Regions from separate parts of the Homo sapiens genome. Here regions 1, 2 and 3 are each linked to region 4. A link is a loop called in an ENCODE intact Hi-C map of the cell type or tissue named here. Cell type or tissue: A673. All regions are shown on one strand. Region 1 overlaps SLX4IP (SLX4 interacting protein). Region 2 overlaps SNAP25-AS1 (SNAP25 antisense RNA 1). Region 3 overlaps MKKS (MKKS centrosomal shuttling protein). Region 4 has its middle 83 kb from the start of MKKS.

Region 1 (4,000 bases), 190 kb before region 4:
ACAATTAGTTATTCTTATGAAATAAAGTTTTATGGTGCCTGTTCCTAATTTAACAAACAAGGGAACTGAGTATTTTTATTTGGTGAGATAAAAAGACACTAAATTATTTTTGGTATGTGCCTCTTGATTAACTCTGCCTTGGGCATTAGTCCTCAACAGGAAACTTATTCCCCACCCTTAATTCCTTAAATTAAGAAACCTTCAGGCTGCAATCCACTGTGTGCCATGAATCAGCACCTATTGGTGAAATGTGACAATACAGTTTACCTCAAAATAATACAGCCAAAGAAGGTCTGGTGCGGTGGCTCACACCTGTAATTCCAGCACTTTGGGAGGCCATGGCAGGTGGATCACTTGAGGTCAGGAGTTCGAGACCAGCCTGGCCAACATGATGAAACCACATCTCTATTAAAAATACAAAAAATTAGCAGGGCATGGTGACATGCACATGTAGTCCCAGCTACTCAGGAGCCTGAGGCAGGAGAATCGCTTGAACCCAGGAGGCAGAGGTTGCAGTGAGCCAAGATGGCACCACTGCACTCCAGCCTGGGCGACAGAGTGAGACTCTGTCTCAAAAAAAAAAAAAAGATGAAGGGCTTTATCAATAAGAATCTAGAACTGTAATTTTAGATTCTTAATCAAGAGGTGATTTTGCTCCCTTCCTCCCTGTGTACAATGTCTGGAAACATTTAGGACTGTCACAGCTGGCATCTAATGGGTAGACTCCAGGAATACTGCTGAACACCCTATACTGCACAGGCCAGCTCCCACCGCAAGGCATCATCTGGTCTATAATGTCATTAGTGCCAAAGTAGAGAAACCTTGTCTAAAACCTTCTGCATGGAGCCAGCTGACTTAGCCCTGGAGAATTTGTAGGGATCAAAGGCCAAGAGGAGGAAGAAAAAGAGGTACAAATGGCCCTGGGTCAAAGAGGTACTACAAAATGCTCAGCCAAAGAGTGTGGATGCTGCTCATCCTCCCAGCTGCCCGGAACAACAAAGAAAGGGTCCTCTTAGTCTTTACCTTGCCAGAAGTTGTCAATGACTGCTTTCTTCATGGGATTAGGGTTTAATTTGGTCACAGAAAGAATTCTATTCCATGATTCATCACCTGGCCAGCTGACAAACTACCCCAGCTCTATAAAGCATTCTTATATCACTGTTAGCTTTTAACAGGGCCTAAATCAATGAAAGAAGGGATGGAGGCAGGGAGAAAGGAATTAAAAAATAAATTCAGGAATTGTGAACAGACAACATCTAAAAAATAGGCTATCTCATTACTTTTGTCAAAATCTAAATGATCATGTTGTCCTTTCTCTTGAGAGACCTTGTTACCTAACCATTTTTATTTTGGGTAATTTGCATGGGGCATTTGCATAAGGGTAAAACTTAAAGATTCTTCTCATGTATTATTAATGTCATAAGGAGATCATGATATTAGATGTATTTCTTGTTGCTATTCAATTCCTAGAAAAATTACATGAATCAACTGAACTGTAAATATCAAACTGATCCAGCATAAAAAGATCAACATCATGTCTTTAGATCCTAATAATCCAAACGAGTATGGTAGCTAGCTTTTATCTGTGATACTCTTCGGGCCAAACTGCAACCTAATGGATTACTTAAGAATCTAAATTTTAAAAAGAGTTATAGTAAGGAAGTACATGCCTCACGAAACAGTGTTTCCTTTGTAAGTATTCATTACGGGTTCCATTAAACACAAAGCCCACTTAGTTGACTGGAGTATTTACCTTCTTCCCAGTTGGGGAGGGAAAGAGAGGTGCCAACCAAAGATTGGTCACAAAAAATTAAGCACTGGGTAGGGCAACAAGGACTGCCCTTAAAGTAGTTCCTGCATAAACTGCCATAGTAGCCCCATATTTTCATTGCCCCCTCCCAACACAGTGCGTTATTTCAGCATATTCTCAAGTTTTACCATGTAACATAAACTCATCTCTAAATTATAAATTGTGTAAATATGTCACCAAGAAATGCTAAAATGCTGCTATTGAATATGAATTGTTTATCCCAGGCCTCTAATGTTCTATGCCCTAAGCTTCAGAGATATTAGATACTAAAATTTGATTAAAACCATATTCCTTGCATTTGCTGCCATTATCAATGATGCAAATTCACACATGTGTTAGCTAATGAAGCAGCCAGACAGGGTTTCACAGGCAGAGAAAAGGCTGAAAGAAATCTTTTTTGCCAAACAGAAAGTGGCCCAACTGTGGGAAATGATATGGATACCCAAGGTAGTCCTCAAAGCCAAAACTGTAAATAAGATTAGACCCTCACATGGTTCCATGGTCTGAGTATACATTACAACATTTTAAACCAAACATTCATTTCATTGTAGGGATTTATGCCAGCTGGCATAGCACAGTTGACCAAAGTGAAAATCGAGCTTGAGTTTTCCTTCCTTGTAAAACTCAGTACGTTTGTAGCATTAGCCCCTTACCAGAAGAGGGCAACGGTGGCCAGGCTGGCATTATTCACAAAGAATAAAGTTACCTGCAGCCAAGGTAACGTTTGCCAAGGGAGCCAGACCTTAGGAAACTGCCTGCAGAACTGCTGGCTTCTGAGTGTCACACATGCAAAGAAACAAGGCTCTCTGCCTTTCCTTTTCCTTGGATGAACTAACAGGCGACTGAGAGATCAAACCGTTGCAATATTTCTAATTGATGATACAGAAGCACTGCTCACTGCAACCAACTCACCATATTTATTTAATCCTTTTTTTTTTTTTTAAAGAGACAAGGTCTTGCTGTGTTGTTCAGGCTGTCCTCAAATTCCTGGGCTCAAGCGATCCTCCTGCCTCAGCCTCCCAAAATGCTGCCATTACAGGCATAGGCCATCAGCGCCCAGCCCTATTCACCACATTTTAAAGTTATCCTCTCTCCTGTCCATACTAGCTATAAAACTTGTCACATTCCAAAAAACAAGAAGGTGTGTTAAAGATCTCTAAGTGGAGAACTATTATGTAAATAGTATATAAGAAGTTTGCAAATTATAGATACCGTAAGAGCCATTCTACATTCAGGTTCAAGTTCACCCACAGTGCCCTGACTTTTCGGACTCCCTTGGTGGAGTCTCCGGCGCTCATTTCTGCTTTTCTCCCTCACTAGTGTTTCCAGGCTCATCTTTCTAAACAGTGTGTCTCTAGCTCAGGGTCTTCAGGCTTTCTCAAAACAAAGCATTCTCCAAAATCCTTACCCCTTTGAAAGCATTTGATCTGCTATGCAAATTTACTCAATATTTGCTTTTTAAACACATTCATCTCTAGTGAAGGAAAGAACTTGTTTTTAGTTAATAAAATTCAGGCATATGTGAGTAGTGAACACCTGGGTGAAGGGGTGAGGATGGAGCATGAATGTGCATGCAACACAGGTAGTTCCATTATTCTCTCCTGGTTTGGGAATTCATGAGACTAAGGATGAAACCTCTTAAGTTCATACCTTGACTCTTACCCTAGACAAAACTACATGTTCTTGGGCCGGGCGCAGTAGCTCATGCCTGTAATCCCAGTACTTTGGGAGGCCGAGGAGGTGGATCACCTGAGCTCAGGAGTTCGAGATCAGCCTGGCCAACACGGCGAAACCCCATCTCTACTAAAAATACAAAAATTAGCTGGGCATGGTGGCACGCACCTGTAATCCCAGCTACTTGGAAGGCTGAGGCAGGAGAACTGCTTGAACCCAGGAGGCGGAGGTTTCAGTGAGCCAAAATCACACCACTACACTCCAGCTTGGGCAACAGAGCAAGACTCTGCCTCAAAAAAACAAACAAAACCTGCACGTTCTTTCCAAACCTGCTCCCTCCTCCTGTTTTGACTCAGCCAGTGGCACTAGGACTTATCCAATTCTGAGACCTCAACACTTCCCTTCCTCAGCAGCCATTTGCAATTCATCACTTCTAACCCCTTCCATGCCTCCAGGCCAAGCCATCACCTGCTCCAGCCTGGCCTTCTGCAACCGTCTTCCCTGGTCTCTCTCCTG
Region 2 (4,000 bases), 260 kb after region 4:
CTGCAGCCTCGAACTTCTCAGCTGAAGGGATCTTCCTCCCATGTAGATGGGACAACAGGCTCACACCACAATGCCTGGCTAATTTTTAAAAAGTTTTTGTAGAGATGGGGTCTCACTATATTGCCCAGGCTGGTCTCAAACTCCTGGCCTCGAGTGATACTCCTGCCTCGGCTTACCAAAGCACTGGGATTACAGGCATGAGCCACCATGCTGGGCCCAGAACTTGTTAGAAATGCAAATTTTCAGGCTCCACTCCAGACCCTCTGAAGCACTCTCTCAGCAGGTACTCATGTTCACATGAGAAAGAGGTAACCAGCTCTATTAGCAAAGGTAGATAATTAATTAACCAACTTATTCATGGATAACCTATTTCTGTGTGCAAGAAACTGTTTTATTCTTGGGGTGAAAGTAAAGGTGAAGGTGCACAGCTATTGTAAGAGAGTGTGAGAGTAGGGCCCAGCAATTTGTGTATTAACGAGCTCTTCAGGTGATTTGAATACAGGTTCAAGTTTGAGACTTACTGATCTAAAGCTGTGTTATTCCAAGTGTGGCTCACATCATCGGCATCATCTGGGAGCTGCCCGAAGAAGCAAAAGCTTAGCACTACCTCTTTAGAACTCCTGTGCCAGAATCTCCATTTAACAAGATTCCCAGTGATTTGAATGCACATAACAGCTGAGAAATCCTGGGTGCAGCCTCCATTCTTGGAGAGTGTAATCCAATAGAAAGGGGTTGGGGGGAGTGGCAGCAGGAGAGCAGAAATTTACATTTCTAAAAAGCTCCCAAACACGGCTGATGTTGCAGGTTCAGGGACCACTTTGAGTAACAAGGCTCTAGATTTTAGCCCAGGCTTAGAATCTTGAATATGGAAGGGTTTCAACCCAGAAGTTGGTTTCAGCTACACTGTACAGATGTGCAGGTTGTGCACTGCCAAATTCCAGAAGGCAACATTTGCATAGACTGAGTCAAGAACCTGAACCCCAAAGCTAAGAGGCAGGGGCTAGCTAAAGAGTGGGTTTTAGAGAGTGTTAGAATTGGGTTTGGATCCTAATCCTGCCACTTACTTAGTTGACCTTGGGAAATATATTTAACTCTGAGCCTCGATTTCCTCATCTGTAAAATGGAGATGAACATACCTGTGTCCCAATATAAGATACTCAACAGTAAGCACCCAGTAGAAGCCCAGATATTTGCAAATAGCTATTCTCTCTGGACTTTCCTTTCAACCAAGGGAAGAGTAGTTGTATAGGTTCCTTTCCTCCTTCAGTCTCATCCTGGCCAGTGGCCTAATCCCCTGGTCAGGCTGAAGGCCAGGTGAGTATCATGGGCTTTTCTTTAGAGCTCCCAGGGGTCAGATGAAGGTGATACCACCATAATGCAGACTGTTTCTATTTAGGAAAGCTTCCCATGGGTTTGTACAAATCAGTTCATAAAAATGACCAACACAGCCAGTTTCAAACCATGCCCTGAGTTCACGTGCTTACCAAAGTCATAAAAAACAGCAATAGTTTCTGGTCCCACCAAGGCTTTGATGCCCCTGGTGCCTGGAATCACTCAAAGGCTTTGCAGGGGAAGGCACTTTGGCCCACTGGACCTGGAAATCTTCGCTCTTCTGCATAAAGAACCCATTTAGACCCCTTGTGTGTTTCTGTGCGAGAAAGACCATCAGAAATTCTCTGAAACAAACCTAAAGATGCATTTGGGGTGAGGGAGAGCCCATTTGGGGGTACAAGCAGGCAAGCAGGATACTTTTGAAAATCAGTTGCTTATATAGGTGTAGGTCTGTGTCTGGAGTCTGTACTCTGTCCATTGATAATTATGTCTACCCTTATATCAATCCATGCTGTCTTGATTCCTGTTAAGTCTTGACATCTGGTATAATCTTTCAACTGAAAAATAAAAAGCTCATTAAAACACAAACCAGGGGAAGGCTATGAGACCAGATAAATCTTGATCAGAAACTAGACATAATTAAATTTATTTCTTTGCAGTTTACGAGAAGCAAAATAAGTATATATACATATTTCTAAATTCAGGGACTGGTTGAAATTTTAGCAGGAGCTGAGAGGCTGAGTTCTGAGGGATTTCAGCCTAAGAATAGCCACTAGAGGGCCTAGGAGATCCAGAAACACTGCATGGTGTTTGTAGGAGCCAGGCAGGCCCAGAGAGCCGCCAAGGCCTGAGTATGGTGTTCAAGGTGAACCTGATTCCTGAAAACCTCACCAGGTGCTCACCTTCACATGAGAAAGAAGTAACCAGCTCTGTTAGGGAAACTAGATAATTCATTAAGCAATTTATTCACCAATAACCTATTTCTGCATGCAAGACACCGTTCTATTCTTGGGGTTAAGGGAAGCTGAGAATGCAGGACTATTATAAGCAGGCCTCTCACTTAGGGCTCAGTGATGGCATCAAGGACCAGCTTGGGAGGTGTGGGCTTTGATGCCCATTATTTCCATGTGCTGCACCAATAAACTTAAAATCAAGATAAAAACAGCGTGTGTGCTAAGCAAATACAGCTTCAAGTCAAATCCCTTTAGGTCACTAGACTGCCACACTTTAATCCCTCTACAGAAACTCTAGAGTTTTTGTGATTGGAGCTTTGTGATGTGTCTTGAAGCAGGGATGAAGCTGATTTCTCTATTATTGTTTAAAAAGTCCTTAAAGTATGCAGTACTTTACAGACAGAATACAAAAAAAGTTTAGAAAGTCACCTTTCCTAGAGAGACCTAGGGGCTATCTAGTTACGGCATGTGCTAGAAAATGACCTACAAGGTATGTTCTAGCCTGAGGAATTGCTGGCATGTGAATCATGAGGACAGATGCATGGGCAGAATGTGCCATTTCCTCTGTCAGCATCTGCTAGGCAAGAGATGCCTTCCCCTAGGCCCCCTGGCTCTGCAGTTTTCCCGCCTATGGGAGGCCTTTTACCAACATGACCTATGCCACCCACCCTCACTCCCACACCACCACATCTGGCAGCAAATTTTGTAAGCCAGGAAGTTTGGGGGGTACAAAAGAGGGGCTCCTTGAAGTGGGAGAAGGGTCTCCCAGTCCATGGATAGCTCTAAAAGAGCTGAGTCCTAGATGACTTGCAGATATGGTCTCCTCCATGATCAGAGCTTCTAAAAGAGGAAAGAAATTGGTTCTTTCATCATGTTTCCTTGGCCATGGGAGAAAGTCAGATAAAACAAGCAAGATAAAACAGATGTTATCAAGCAATGCAGTGATGCTTCCCTTTCTTATAGAAATTTCCTTTTCAGAGGGTAAAAACCCAGTTAACTTCTCATATACCAATTTCCCCAGGATATAAGGAGGGTCTTCCCTGTAAGATTTGCTGTCTGGATTACTGAGGCCAGCCCCTCTGACTTCTCTCTTTCCACCTGTTTATATTAGGAAAGCTTGCCATGGGTTTGCACAAATCGATTCATAAAAATGACCAACGCAGCCAGTTGCAAACCATGCCCTGGGTTCACTTACTTACCAAAGTCACAAAAAACAGTAATAGTTCCTGGCCCTGGAAAGAGAGAGGTCATAGGGACTGGCCTCAGTAATCCACACCCATCCTCCTATAGATACAACTTTTGTCTGATCACTCTTTGCTCCCTAGCTTCTATCATGAGTTCAAGTGTCCTTACCCGACTCCCAAGGACAGGCCATCCTTTCCACTCAGTACTCATCCTTTACTCTTGTAACTGCTCAACAGGTTCATTTTGCCAGCTGTCCAGATAGAATCGATTTATCAAGACAGAGAAATTGCCATAAAGAGTTTAATTCTCGCAGAGCCGGCAGAATGCGAGGCCAGAGTTTTATTACTACTCAAGTCAATCTTACCAAAAATTTGGAGACTGGGGATTTTAAGGATAAATTGATGGGTAGGGGGTGCAGGAAGTGGAAAGTGCTGATTGGTTGGGTTGGAGATGAAGTCATGAAAAGTTGAAGCTGTCCTCTTGTCCTCATTCCCAGATGGTTAGGCATTCTAAGTCACAGCATGAGATGG
Region 3 (4,000 bases), 67 kb before region 4:
TGACACTTGCCTGGCAGTCAATTGAATGCAAAGGGAAAGAGCAGTTTTGCTAGCAGCATCACCAGGATCATGAATGTGTGCAAAGGAGCCCCTGACTCCTTACCATTACATATCACAAAAGTCCAAATTTATACAAGATTATTTTCTTCTATTAGTGTTCTTTTTTTTTTAACAATACAAAACTAATTGTATTCATTTCTTAACATCAACTATTTTAGCTTGACCATAATTTGTTACTTTTGAGAGTCACTGAAATAAAGAGGATGAAGTTATATAATTTAGGTCTATAGTCCCTTATCCATAATTCCAAAATTCAAAAAGTTCTCAAAACCAAAACATTTTATCCTCACTCCTTTGACAGCAAAACTTGATCTTAACTGACATGAGGCAATTTGCAGTGCAGTTGTCTCCCTTTATCCGCAGTTTGGCTTTCTGCAGTTTCAGTTACCTGCAGTCAACCCTAGTCTGAAAATATTAAATAGAAAATTCCAGAAATAAACAATTCATAAATTTTAAATTATGCACCTTTCTGAGTAGCATGATGAAATCCTGGGATATTCTACTTCATCCACGCAGGATGTGAGTCATTCCCTTGTCTGTCTACCTGCTCGTTAGTCACTTAGCAGCACTCTGGGTTAGATCAACTGTGGTGGTATCTCCGCGCTTATGTTCAGGTAACTGTTACTTTACTTCACAATGTACCCAAAGCACAGGAGTATTGTGCCTAATTTATAAATTGAACTTTATCATAGGTATGTATGTACAAGAAGAAAACATAGTATATATAGGGTTTAGTGCTATATGTAGTTTCAGGCATCCACTGGGTGGTCTTGGAACATATCCCTCATAGATAAATGGGGGAGGTCACTGTTTTTATTCCACTTAATATGAAAATTGAGTTTCACTGCAGAAATTTTATTGGCATTTGTCACGTTTGATTTACTATAATATAGCGTTATACTATATTATGATTATATTGATTATGTATGTTATATACACTATATTGTATTTATAAAATCTAAGAAATTCTGAATTATGAAACTCATCTGGCCCAAGGAGTTTCAGATAAAGAACTGTGACCCTGTAATTGTAAAGCATTTTCTATTATAATTTACTTTTTAACCTTGAGGTGAATAATATGCTCTAAGTTTTGTTATAAGATAGATGAGTGTAAGGTTCTGCTCTTTATGGAAGAAGAACCTCAGTAAGATTTTCCTTATTTATAAGCCTTGGTCTGAGATTTTGACTTTTGGTATAATTACTGGTTTCAACAATATTTTAAATCAAGATTTTACTTTTAAATGTTCATAAGCAGAAGTGGAAGAGCATAGCTTAATATATTAGACAATTATTAAATATAAAAGCCAGGTAGTAACATAGAAGCTTAACAACTTAAAAGAGTAACTTTAGGACATTCTATATAAAATTTGTATTTATAGGAAGAGTTTTAATATATATAAGCAGGGAGTTAGAGAATTTATTAGGTGCTGGATTTTTATATATATAGTCTTTCAGACTAGTAAGACCATTATATTATGTATGTATATTGTACTTATGACAAGAAGTAAAGAACAAAAAGATGTCTTAACAGTTTGGAGGCCAGGTATGGCCAAACTTTGGAGGAAGAAAATCAAGTAGTTTCTTCTCATGCAAAAAGAAATACTCTTGGAGGAAAAATAGAGCTGAGAAAAGAATCTCCTCTAAAATGTTAGGTGAATGTAGTAAGAGATTTTAGATGCCAGTGCAGCAATAGTTAAAAGTTTTAGAGGCTAACATTTCCAGTCAAGCAAGCAGAAGCAGATATTTAAACAGGCTTTTAGTAAGCAAAAGTTAGAGCCGGATTTAGAGTAAGTTAAACACAAATTCCGAATAGTTGAAGTACATCAAAAGAATGCATTTATTTGTCTCTTATTTTCTATTCTTATTTTCATTATGGAAAATTACATACATGCCTCAAGATAAAGAGAGGATAGTATATTGAGCCCTCAAGTATCCATCAACTGGCTTTAATAGTTAATGGCCTTTTGCCACAACCAGCTTTAATAGTTAAGGGCATTTCGCCACAACCAGCTTTAATAGTTAACAGCGTTTTGCCAGTCTTCTTTTATCCATCTTTTCCTCTGTTTTTTGAACTGCTAGAATATTTTAAATCAAATCTTAAGCTCCACTATGTAGTCCTTTTGTATGTGTCTTTAACAGTAAGAATAAACACACATACACAAACACATTTGCATTATCACCTAGAAAAACTTAACAGTGACTCTTTACCTACAATTTGATACCCAAGGCCATGTTTATATTTCTGAATTTGTCTATAAAAAATCTTTTCAGGTGGTTTGTTGGAATCAGGATCCAAACAAGGTCTACGTATTGCATTTGATAGATAATATCTCTTTTCAATTCCCCTCCTAAATCTGCCTTTTAAAAAATTTCCCACATTCTCAGTTTGGCTGATTGCTTCCTCATCTTGTCATTTAACAATTTCCTCTTTCTCTCCCCTATTTCCTGTAATCTCGTAATTATATCAAGAGGCTACTTTCATTTGTTTTTTTAATTTACTTTTTGAACAAGAATACTTCATGGATGGTACTGTGGAATAGATCCTAGGTAATCATGTTGTTTCATATATAATGTCTGATCCACTTTTGATGATGATGTTGATTTTTTTTTTTTACAGAGAAGGCTACAGTGCAGTAGCAGTAGCATATCATAGCTCACTGCAGCCTCAAACTCTTGGGCACAGGCCTTGATTTGTCACCCAGGCTACAGTGCAGTAACATATCATAGCTCACTGCAGCCTCAAACTCTTGGGCACAGGCCATCCTCCAGCCTCAGCATCCCAAGTAGCTGGGACTATAGGCATCCGCCACCACACCTGGCTAAGTTCTAAAATATTTTTAGAACCAGGGTCTTGCTGTGTTGCCCAGGCTGGTCTCAAATTTCTGGCCTCAAGCAATCCTCCTGCCTTGGCCTCCCAAAGTGATGGGATTACAGGCAAGAGCCACTGCGTCTAGCCAGTGTTGCTAAGATTAACAGGCAAGTTAGCAGTGTTTCTTTCCATTATAAAGTTCCCCTTTGATTTTTTTTTTTTTTTTTTTTAAGATGGAGTCTCACTCTGTCACCCAGGCTGCAGTTGGGTGATGTCGGCTCACTGCAACCTCTGCCTTCTGGGTTGAAGTGATTCTCCTGCTTCAACCTCCCGAGTAACTGGGATTACAGGCACCCACCACCACACCTGACTAGTTTTTTGTATTTTTTTAGTAGAGACAGGGTTTCACCATGTTGGCCAGGTGATCTTTTACTTAATAATTATTAGCGACTATTCATTATCATTGCTGTAACCTAGAAATTGGCAAACTTTTTTTCTATAAAAGATCAGATAGTAAATATTTTAGGCTTTGCAGATCATATAGTGTCTATACCAACCCTTCAGCTTTCTGTTGTAGTGTAAAAGCACTCATACACAGTACACAAATTAATGAGCATGGCTGCTTTCCAATAAAACTTCATTTACAAAAACAGGCAGCAGTCTGGATATGGTCCATAGGCTTAATTTACCAACCACCATATATGGGTCTAATGCACTATTTCATTAGGGGTTGCCAAATGATGCTGCTCAAATTCTATCATTCCTTCTCCATTTATTAGCTGGAACAACTTTCCATCGTCAACTATTCAGTTACCCCAAAATGCATTTATACAAGGAAAGCAAGATTAATGTTTTATCCCTGTAATTCCCTTTATTGGTTTTTATAATAATGAGTGCTCAAGCCACTTAGGGTTTTTGTTTTTGGTGTTAGTATGAACCTGTGGGTTTGCATTTATTTCAGTTATATTAATCTGTTGCTGTCGTCATGTTTTTTTTTAATGCTAAAGTTGTCCCATTTTGGATCCTCTCCAAGTTGACTCCTGTTGTTGTTTTTCCTTTGTCCTTGTGATATGACCCACGTAGTCTTTAATAACATCCTTACTTTTGGGCAGAAAAGGACCCCAGCTTACC
Region 4 (4,000 bases):
TTAATGTCATTTCTCCCTGCCTAGAATTTTAACTCCTCAAGTACAAGAACTGTTTATTGTACTTGTAGGTAATCCAACCTTCCTCAGTTCAATGCCTTAATTTAGACACCCTGAAAAAATAATTGTTTTTATTTTTTGTTTTAAGCATTGGTAGAATATAGTTGCTTCCCACATTTTGTCAAAGGAAGTTAACTTGAGCTGGTACTGCTTTAACTTATTTCTGAGATAGAATAGGAATGGGATGCAGCTCCTCCTTCACATATTTTTTTTTCTTTTTCTCTAGTTCCACTGATCACAAAACCCACACCACTCGCTGGTGATATGCCCACGAATCCCAAGGCTTTAGTCACACAAAGAAAACAGCCGTTCTTCCGCGCTTTCATAACATGTAACCATGCCTTTTACGTAAAGAATTCCAGAAACTGGCTTAGGAAATCTAAATATTGTGGACTGTCCCACCTTGGGAAGGAATGCTGAACAATTGATTTACAGCTTTGTTGCTGCCAGCCAGACCACCAGGTGGTCCATTACTCAAGATAAACATTGCAACCAGATATGCTAACTGAATAATCTACCCCTCACATGCTTTGCCCAACCCAGCCTGCATACCCTACACCTGATGTTAATTCCCGTGCTTTGCCTAATAAAAAAGCCCCAACCAGCTTTTTCAGGGAGTCCTTGTACCTCCACTGTCTTCCTTGAGCTTGAGCACAAGCTCCAAAATAAAAACCTTGACTGGGAAAACTACCTGGCCCCGTATTAATTTTTATTACATGGGAAACCAAAGAGCTTGTGATCTGTAACATTTCCAAATCTTCTGCTCTGAATTTTGTTTTTCTTGAGACGGAGTCTCACTCTGTCACCCAGGCTAGAGTACAGTGGCGCGATCTCGGCTCACTGCAACCTCTATCTCCCGGTTCAAGTGATTCTCCTATCTTAGCCCCCAAAGTAGCAGGGATTACAGGCACGCACCACCACACCCAGCTAATTTTTTGTATTTTTAGTAGAGACGGGATTTCACCATGTTGACCAGGCTGGTCTCAAACTCCTGACCTCAGGTGATCTGCCCGCCTAGGCCTCCCAAAGTACTGGGATTACAGGCATGAGCCACTGTGCCTGGCCTGAAAATTCTTTTTTTTAAATTAAGATTTACTTTTTTAATTCAAAAGTTAACACAGCAGAGGTGTTTGTTCCAGGGGTGGTTGTGATGATTGTGGTCTATGACACAGCTTCCACACCTCGAGAATAACAATCGTCAGTGTTCAGTGAGCACTCCCTATGTGTTGTACTGTGAATAATCAAAACATGTATTTAGGCTACTTGGGAGGCTGAGGTAGGAGAATCACTTGAACCCGGGAGGCGGAGGTTGCAGTGAGCCAATATCACGCCATTGCACTCCAGCCTGGGTGACAAGTTTTGAAACTCCGTCTCAAAAAAAAAAAAAAAGTATTTGGTCTTTGCCCCTGTTTCCTGCCACAGAGTTTCAGAAACTCTTGGAATTTCCTTAATGACAGGAGTGTCTTTTGTTATTCATAATGAGCCACTTTTGCTATATCCAAGTATATGCTAATAAGGTAACTTTTGGCAGAGCCCCTAGAGAGCTTCAGGATGGGGGGTGGCAGCTAGGAAAATCAACCATGTGGTGAGAGGGTTGGAACCTTCAGCCCCAGTCCCTGCCTGCTGAGGAGGGGAGGCCAGAAACTGAGGCTAATGTGGCTAATGACTGATTCAATCATGCCTACATAATAAAACTTCAATAAAAGCTCTGAATGATGAGGTGTGAACTGCTTCCCAGTTGGTGCACACATTGATGTACCAGGAGGGTGGCAGACCCTGGCTCCATGGGGACAGAAGCTCCTGTGCTCAAGACCCTTCCAGATCTTGCCATCATATGTTTTTTCATCTGACTATTCATTTGTATCCTTTATGGGAAAAGAGTAATTGTAAGTACAGTGTTTTCCTGAGTCCTGTGAGTCATTCTTTCACAGGGTGAACCTCAAGGGGGTGCAGCCTGGGAGGTCACATGGGTTCTTGCCTTCATGCAGGAAGGAAATCAAAAGTGAGATGACAGAGTAAAGTGAAAGCAAGTTTACTAAGAAAGTAAGGGAGTAGGCCAGGCGAAGTGGCTCACGCCTGTAATCCCAGCACTTTGGGAGGCTGAGGCTGTTGGATCACGAGGTCAGGAGTTCGAGACCAGCCTGATCAACATGGTGAAACCCCATCTCTACTAAAAACGCAAAAATTAGCTGGCACACACCAGTCGTCCCAGCTACTCGGGAGGCTGAGGCAAGAGAATTGCTTGAACTGGGGAGGCGGAGGTTGCAGTGACTGTACTCCAGCCTGGGAAACAGAGTGAGACTCCATCTCAAAAAAAAAAAAAAATCAGAAAGTCTTACGGGGGCAAAAACCAGTTACTGCATTGTGAGGGCTCAATTGGCAATGTATTCCTGTTTAGTTTCTCCCTCTTGATTCCCTGATCCCCTGTTCCCCTCCAAACCGCCCCCATCTGACACTCCTGCTTCCTGGAATTATTTCCCAAATAAACTACCTATATGTTCTCAGGCTCTGCTTTCCAAAGAAACCAGGCCATGATAAGATATGGCTAACCTCAGCCGGAGGGATATTGATGTTACCTTAATGACAAAATGGTACAGGGATGAATGGGTTCTTGCTAAGTTTACTGCTCCTGTACTTTGACTTGTGGTGAAAGAAAATATGTTGAAACTAATTAAAATGGTTTCACATCATGAAATTTTTTGAAAGAAATGACCTCGAGCTAATAACATCTGAAAAATGAATAATAGGACAATTGAAAAAGTAACAATGAAGAGTGTTCTTTAGAATTTATGGAAAAATTAATACGAAGGGATTCAGAGTAGATAAGATATCCTTTTATGTGAATTTAAAATATATTTTATTACAGAAGGATTAGGATAAAAACCTTTGATAAGTTGTCATCTGGCTAAGGAAGGACAGTGGCCACATCATGCTGATATTTGCATCCTCACCATTTGGTGCCTGGAACATAATAGATATTTTAAAAATGTGTGTTGAATGAATAGAATCTTAATATTGGTAGTTAGACATTGTAATGGGTTGCATCGTGGCCATGAAAAACATGTCCAAGTTCCAACTTCAGATACGTGTGAGTGTGAATGTGATCTTATTTGGAAAAAGAGTCTTTGTTGGTGTAAATTAAGTGAAGAATCTCAAGATTAAACCATCCTGGATTAACTAGGTGGGCCCCAAATCCAATGACAAATGTGCTTATAAAAAGAAGAGCAGAAGCAGACATAGGGGAGGACCATGTGAAGATGGAGGCAGAGATTGGAGTTGTGCAGCTACAAGCCAAGGGATGCCTGGAGACATCAGAAACTAGAAGAGAGCTTTTCACAAGATGGTGCCAAAGATGAAGAAGGAAGCTTCCGTCCCTCCTAAAGCCAAGGCCAAAGCAAAGGCTTTGAAGGCCAAGAAGGCAGTGCTGAAAGGTGTCCACAGCCACATACACACACACATAAAGAAAATCTGCACGACCCCCGCCCACCAAGACACTGTGACTTCAGAGGCAGCCCAAATATCCTCGAAAGAGCACCCCCAGGAGAAACAAGCTTGGCCACTATGTCATCATCAAGTTTCTGCTGACCACTGAGTCTCCCATGAAGAAGACAGAAGACAACAGCACACCTGTGTTCATTGTGGATGTTAAAGCCAACAAGCACCAGATCAAACAGGCTGTGAAAAAGCTCTGTGACATTGATGTGGCCAAGGTCAACACCCTGGTTAGGACTGATAGAGAGAAGAAGGCACATATTCTTCTGGGTCCTGATTATGATGCTTTGGATGTTGCCAACAAAATTGGGATCATCTAAACTGAGTCTGGCTGGCTAATTCTAAATATATGTATCTTTTCACCAGAAAAAAGAAACTAGAAGAGACAAGGAAAAATACCCCCCTACAGCCTTGGAGGGAGTGTGGCCTTGCTAACAGCTTGATTTCAGAC

What was found. A loop is a pair of places that touch in the nucleus more often than their neighbours do. Peaks named below come from ENCODE experiments on the same cell type or tissue, not always from the same donor. Only the 100,000 strongest peaks of a DNase experiment are listed, where the experiment ranks them.
Region 1: it touches region 4 in a loop (4-fold over the local background); 2 of 110 quality-filtered maps call a loop at or near these places.
Region 2: it touches region 4 in a loop (3-fold over the local background); 6 of 110 quality-filtered maps call a loop at or near these places.
Region 3: it touches region 4 in a loop (2.3-fold over the local background); 10 of 110 quality-filtered maps call a loop at or near these places.

The regions. Positions count from the first base shown.
Region 1 is chr20:10,535,117-10,539,116 of GRCh38, reverse strand. All of the region lies in intron 2 of SLX4IP (SLX4 interacting protein), which reads right to left. Among named protein-coding and RNA genes, the nearest start is that of SLX4IP, 100 kb to the right of the region's middle. In A673, a CTCF peak has its summit at 2,453 (motif pointing right); no DNase peak of the experiment used is centred here; H3K4me3 peaks cover 98 bases; H3K27ac peaks cover 2,568 bases.
Region 2 is chr20:10,088,870-10,092,869 of GRCh38, reverse strand. All of the region lies in intron 3 of SNAP25-AS1 (SNAP25 antisense RNA 1), which reads left to right. Among named protein-coding and RNA genes, the nearest start is that of ANKEF1, 56 kb to the right of the region's middle. In A673, a CTCF peak has its summit at 2,100 (motif pointing right); a DNase peak (open chromatin) is centred at 2,119.
Region 3 is chr20:10,416,345-10,420,344 of GRCh38, reverse strand. The region is part of intron 2 of MKKS (MKKS centrosomal shuttling protein); the gene reads left to right. The region is part of intron 2 of LOC128706665; the gene reads left to right. The region is part of intron 2 of LOC128706666; the gene reads left to right. Among named protein-coding and RNA genes, the nearest start is that of MKKS, 16 kb to the left of the region's middle. RefSeq lists an enhancer at 1-1,047. In A673, no CTCF peak of the experiment used is centred here; a DNase peak (open chromatin) is centred at 2,474; H3K4me3 peaks cover 418 bases; H3K27ac peaks cover 1,047 bases.
Region 4 is chr20:10,349,026-10,353,025 of GRCh38, reverse strand. It overlaps the pseudogene RPL23AP6. Among named protein-coding and RNA genes, the nearest start is that of MKKS, 83 kb to the left of the region's middle. RefSeq lists an enhancer at 1,931-2,160. In A673, no CTCF peak of the experiment used is centred here; DNase peaks (open chromatin) are centred at 445, 1,615 and 1,965; H3K4me3 peaks cover 156 bases; H3K27ac peaks cover 2,890 bases.